Linked DNA regions of Homo sapiens: region 2 is linked to region 1. A link is a contact called in ENCODE Hi-C or POLR2A ChIA-PET data. All regions are on one chromosome and are shown on one strand. Each heading gives the region's core, a stretch centred on a gene start or an enhancer-like site at or near the end of the contact. The rest is flanking DNA. Distances are from core to core; before and after follow the strand shown. Region 1 overlaps IGFBP-AS1 (IGFBP5 antisense RNA 1). Region 2 holds the start of TNP1 (transition protein 1).

Region 1 (3,120 bases), core at 535-3,034:
ACCACGCCTAAGCTCTTAGGGCTTCTGGCTTCATATTTTATCTCCTTGGTGGCTCGCCAGAGAGAAGAAAGAGGAGTGCAGGACAGCGATCTGAAATAATGACAGAAAGAAAGGGGGAAGATCACATATGACTCTAAGACTCCCAGCTAGCTCCTTCTTCCCAGTGACCTACTGGAGAAATTTAATTAAGAAGATCTATCGGTCAAGTTTCTGGAGGGCCTCTGGAATTCTCCAAGGATCTCCAAGGACTTGAGAAATGTTTTGAAATAGAAAATTAACAATTACGGAATCATTCAAAAAACAAAACAAAACAAACACTGAAATGACCTCTGGCCTAGATATTTCTATTTGCCTTGGTACCCCAAATGTCCTACATGCAGATGTGCGTGCACACCAGCTCCACAAAAACCTGAAGATGCCAGGGACTGGGCCCACCCAAGTGGAGTTGCCAGAGTTAACAAATAAAAATATAGCACACTCAATTAAATTTGAATTTTAGACAAATAATTTTTGCGGGCATCTGTAATCCCAGCTACTCAGGAGGCTGAGGCAGGAGAATCACTTGAACTTAGGAGGCAGAGGTTGCAGTGAGCTGAGATCGTGCCACTGCACTCCAGCCTGGGCAAAAAGAACAGAACTCTGTCTCAAATAATAATAATAATAATGTTTAATATAAATGTGTCTACTATGGAGTGGGACACATTTTTACTGCAATTTATTAGTTGTTTATCTGAAATTCAAATTTAACTGGACTCCCTAGATTTTATCAGGCTTCCCTAACCCTCAGGCCTCTGCCTCTAGGTTCTCCACAGAGGTACTCTCACCTAGGCCCACATAAACATTCTGTCCACTAATGTGAACCTCGATCCATTGTGAATTCTCCCTATTTGCATGTAGTCATCTAAAATATTACCCAGGGCTGGGGGGCTGGGGAGTAGTGCATTTTTTTCATGCCTCTTACCACCTGCCTGACCCCTGATCTCACTCAGGAATGTCATCCATGAGTCGAAATCTAGTCATCTAATTTTGGAGGCCCTTCCCCCTCACCAGGCCACGCAGAGACACTGTCCCTGGGACCTGTGGTGCAAGGAAATTGCCCTCATTGATGGCCATGGCCCATGCAATGCTGAAAGGAAGGAGGTGCCCACCTGGAAATTCTGGGGTTTTAAAAGGCTCCCTACCTGGAGAGATCCAACCAGACTGCACTTGCCCTTGAGTACTAGGAGTACTCAAACTCACCAAATGTCAAAGACCTTTGGCATCTCGGAAGGTTCTTAGCTCACCCGTTCTAAATTCTCCCTCCACAGCAGTCCTGGGAGAGGAAGTTTGGGTTAAGAAAAAGGCTAAAAGTATTGGCTCGTGTAAAAAGTTTAATTTCCAGATGCTAGAGAAAATCAAAGAAGTGGCTTAGATTGCTTTTTCTGGTTTCTAAGGTAACATCACAGAGATGTCCAGGTCAGTGGGGGTGCTGTCATAGCAGCTCTCTTGCTAAAGGGCCAGAGGAGTGTTTTGTGCCTGTTATGAATGGTCCCGACCCTGTACTCCATAGAGACAGACCATGGCCCTGGAGCCAGGGTCTCAGGACCTCTCTTATTCTTTTCTTGGCACTCAGTCTGGAGAGCTGGGCATCCGCCAAGTGGGTGGGCTGTCTCTTCCAATAGAGAAGAGAAAAGATCTCCCGAGTCTCTGGTAGGACTCCTTGAAACATCTCCCTTGGGGCTTTTCCCTTGGTCGGCATGTGTGAACAAGACTCCCTCATGTTTCTGACTCACTCTGAAATGAGTTCTGCCCAGAGCTCGGGTCTCTAGCTGGCAGCTTGGCAATGAGCCTGGGATAGTGGGGAAAGGAGGCATTCTTCCCAGGTTTCCAAAGCTGACTTGCCTCAGAGATGCAAGCCCCCAGCCAGCCTTCTTCTAGGCTTCTATTTCCAGGTTGGGAGAATGGGTTCACTGAGCCAGCCAGATATTGTGGGAAGGAACAAAGAGATGATGTCTGTGAACGTATGGTGAATTCTCAAAAAAATAGGGCTGAGATCCAAAACATCAGGCATCTTGCAAAGGTAAGATATAGTTTAAAACTTTCAAAACAGATTTTATGTCTCCAGAATCTCTCCCTTGAGAAATTCAGAGTCTGATCTCTGGTCTCCTTGAAACCAATCAATTAAAAAAAAAATTGAGCTACAAGGCTTCCAAAGGAGCGGGGGCCGGGGGAAAGGCCAGGTGCAGTGGCTCACGCATATAATCCCAGCACGTTGGGAGGCCAAGGTGGGCAGATCACCTGAGGTCAGGAGTTCGAGACCAGCCTGGCCAACATGGCAAAACCCAGTCTCTACTAAAAATACAAAAATTAGCTGGGTGTGGTGGCAGGCGCCTGTAATCCCAGCTACTCAGGAGGCTGAGGCAGGAGAATCGCCTGAACCCAGGAGGCCAAGTTTGTATTGAACCGAGATCACACCATTGCACCACAGCCTGGGCAACAACAGCGAAACTCCATCTCAAAAAAGAAGAAGAACAATGAGAAGAAGAGTTCAAACTGCAGCAAGAGGAACATTGTTGGATGCTACAGGAGTTTCCTAAGCATGAAAGTTGTCTAGCTTGAAAACTGATGGAAGAATGAACTCCTGTCGTGCAGCACCTTGCAGAGTTGACATTCCATGAAGACACAGAATGCCCAAACCCTTCGAGGTGAGAGAAGAAGAGGACTTCTGTGACAGCCAAGCAGCACTCACAATCAGAAAATCCATGGCGGTGTTCTCATAAAGGCTCTTTGGGTTGCAAGGAACAGAAACCCCCTCCAACTAGTTCAAGGGAATAGAGGCGTGGTTGAAAAGGTACCAGGAATGTCATGGGAAAATGGGGAAGATGTCATGGGTCCCTGGAACGGGAGAACCAAAAGCCTTTGTGATCCAGGGCCATTGTCTCTTGATTCCATCCTCCTCGCCTGCTGCTATTTGTTCCTCTTATCCTTCTTCCAATATTCCATCCTCCTAAGGCTTCTCACCTCCCATGACTGCCCCTAACTGATCCTTCCTCCTGTGTGCCTTTCATTCTTTCATTTATGAAAGAGAGAATCGAATTGTCCCAGACTCACCCGTGGGTGGATTCCGATAGGATCAGGTGT
Region 2 (2,875 bases), core at 175-2,674, 150 kb before region 1:
AGCATTTACTATGAGGTGTAATGGAGGAAAAAGGAAAGGCTGGATGACTTATACACCAATAATCATTCAATATATCTATTTGTAAGTGTCAAAGGCACTTCAAAGCTGGTATGTCTTATACCAAGTACATGATCATCACTCTCCCCATGTCTGGCCTTTATCCCCATGAATGGCACCAGCATCCAGATAACTGCATTATACAGAAACAAAAGCCACACCCTTGACACCATCTGCTTTCACCTCCCAAATTCAATCCGTCACCAAGCCTTGGTCTCTTGTCTACTTTAGATCTCAATCAACACCTTTCCTGGCCAGACCTAAACCATCATCAAATCTTTCTCTCTGCTGAACCATTGATGTTGACAGTAGCATCTCCCTTTACACAGCTCCTCCAGTCAATACATCACCCACTTGGCACCCTCTAATCTCACATGCCATCCTCTTAACATTTTTAAAGGCTTCCCAATGTACTTGATCATGGTTTGATCTCTGTCTCTCCCTCCAGCCTCATCCTGTACCATGTAGGGAGTTTCCCTCTGCCCTTCTCCAGCCAAAATGACTCCGTAAGTACTTACTCACTGATTTATGTAGACATCTGATGAATGGCTTTCTCCCCAGTGGGCTGAGAGTTCCATGAGCACAGTATCTACGTGTGTTTATCCTCCACTAATTTTCTACCACCTAAATGTATGGCATATGCTATGTGATCAATATCTGTGACTGAATTTTAAAAAATGATTAGGTTAATTGTTCTGAACCAGAGCCATTTTTTCCCTCACTTCCCCAGCCTCCCAAAGAAACAGGTGGCAATGTTTGGGAATATTTTGGGTTGTCATAGCTGCCAGGCTTCTCTGGTGTCCAGTGGGTAATGGCCAGGGATGTTGCCAAACATCCTAGGGTGCACAAGACAGCCCACTGAAAGTTACCCTGCCCATTGTGTCAACAGTGCCAAGACTGAGAAATCCTGACCTAGATGAAAAAGAAGGAATATTTCTATTTTGATCATATTGAATTGGGTTCTGTAGAGTCAAGTCCTTACAGAAATAAATTTATTATCTCTGGATGCTGTGAGAGACTTAAACAGTCATGCATACACACACACTCAATGACTGTTACATTTCCTACAGGCAGGAGAAGCATATCTGAATGGTCTCTTGTACTCATCCAATGCCTGGCACAGGGCTGGGATTCAGTTTCTCAATAACACCTCTCTGGGAAAGCCTCACTTAACATAAAAAGGACCTCAAAACTGAGGGCAGCCCTTGAGCTGCACGAAAAGGACCACCTTATTTCACAAATGTGACCAAAGTGCAGCAAAGGTGAGTGACAGCACAGTAGAGCCCCGCCCACCTGCTGAGCCATGCCCCTTCCCTGTCACAATGGCCAAGGCCTTAAATACCCAGACTCCTGGCCCCCGGGCCTTGCAAAGCCCCTCATTTTGGCAGAACTTACCATGTCGACCAGCCGCAAATTAAAGAGTCATGGCATGAGGAGGAGCAAGAGCCGATCTCCTCACAAGGGAGTCAAGAGAGGTGGCAGCAAAAGAAAATACCGTAAGGGCAACCTGAAAAGTAGGAAACGGGGCGATGACGGTGAGTGAGGGATGGGGAGGAGATTGCCAAACTTAGGCACACATTGCTGCCAGGCCCTCCCTCTTGGAGGCAGCTCTCACAGGACCCTGAAATCTTGGCCTGAGATTATTTCCAATAACTAAATGCAGATTTGAGCAACAAGAGTCTTGATGGGAATGTTCTAATTCGTGTCTCTGTTGCAAACCTGTCCTTTCCCACAGCCAATCGCAATTACCGCTCCCACTTGTGAGCCCCCAGCGGGCTCTGCCCTGGTGCGCTTCACACAGCACCAAGCAGCAACAAGAACAGCAGAAGGGGAACTGCCAAGGAGACCTGATGTTAGATCAAAGCCAGAGAGGAGCCTATGGAATGTGGATCAAATGCCAGTTGTGACGAAATGAGGAATGTATATGTTGGCTGTTTTTCCCCAACATCTCAATAAAACTTTGAAAGCAGAAATGTTTACTTTGATCTTTTGGTTGGAAAGACTTGAGTTCCTGAGCTAGGTGGGTTTGGGGAAGAATTGGCCAGTATGAAACCATTAAATGTGACTTGGAAAATATCAAAAGTAATTTGTCCTCCAATTCCCTCCCACCACCGTGGGAGGTGGTCCTACTCTGGCCACACACTATTGCCGTATTTGTCTTCATCCCAGTGTGCTGTCTCTCTCCTCAACATGGAAAGGGAGAAGAGATAAAAAAGGGAGAAATGCATTCATTAGCATTAACCAAAGGATTCAAGCTGTTTTTGTTAGAGCTTAAACCAAAGGATGCAAGCTGTTTTCGTCAGAGCTTATAGCATAGAGGTGTTGAAAGCTAAACTAAATCTAAAGACTTGGCCCGGAGATAGAGATCACCTGGAGGAGCTCTTAGAAGCTCTTAATTCATTGATCATATGGGCAGTATTAGCAGGCTAAGAGATGGGAACACCTTCTGAACAGAGACCAACATGTTCTTTGTAAAGGATCCTATTGGTAACAGTGGAAGTGATGAGAGTTTAGATTTCTTTAGGTTATTTTGGTAGCTATGTTGGGCTTGAGGTGGGCAAGACTGAAGAGTGGGATATTGCCTCGTAGCATGCCATAAGCCTTAGTCCAGTGTGCCTAGAAGTAGGAATTGTCTCAATCTGAGTATTGATCATTTGACAGAGAGAGAGAGAGAGAACTGACTTTAGGGATAGAGCTGGTTCTGCTCATTTAGGAAATTCCTAAGCCCTCACTTTACCTTGTCCCTGAGTTGTAACACAATTTATGATGTCTCTGGTCAAGGATATGACATTCACCCACTCAGAGGTGGATCGTATTT

The links. A loop is a pair of places that touch in the nucleus more often than their neighbours do. ChIA-PET counts read pairs that join two places held with the same protein, here RNA polymerase II (POLR2A). Pooled maps may share reads with other maps.
Region 2: a map of heart right ventricle shows a loop between it and region 1 (3-fold over the local background). The contact joins the promoter of TNP1 here to the enhancer-like site in region 1. A Hi-C loop is called at or near these places in 2 of 168 maps with a recorded cell type or tissue (Right ventricle myocardium superior and heart right ventricle) and 1 of 50 pooled maps. POLR2A ChIA-PET finds 5 or more read pairs at or near these places in 1 of 52 experiments (H1).

What each region holds. Positions count from the first base shown.
Region 1 is chr2:216,712,440-216,715,559 of GRCh38, reverse strand. IGFBP-AS1 (IGFBP5 antisense RNA 1) reads right to left here. Exons shown (of 6, transcript NR_187138.1): 2 at 3,091-3,120. Among named protein-coding and RNA genes, the nearest start is that of IGFBP5, 18 kb to the right of the region's middle. Within about 2 kb of position 1,784, at least 13 of the 41 ENCODE cell types and tissues checked have a DNase peak (open chromatin) inside an H3K27ac peak, as active enhancers do; they include heart right ventricle, where a contact is called at or near this core.
Region 2 is chr2:216,858,613-216,861,487 of GRCh38, reverse strand. It overlaps TNP1 (transition protein 1), which reads left to right and starts at 1,424. Exons shown (of 2, transcript NM_003284.4): 1 at 1,424-1,592; 2 at 1,793-2,030. The coding sequence starts at 1,454. The coding sequence ends at 1,821. LOC124906118 (a long non-coding RNA gene) reads left to right here. Exons shown (of 3, transcript XR_007088082.1): 2 at 506-563; 3 at 1,128-1,234.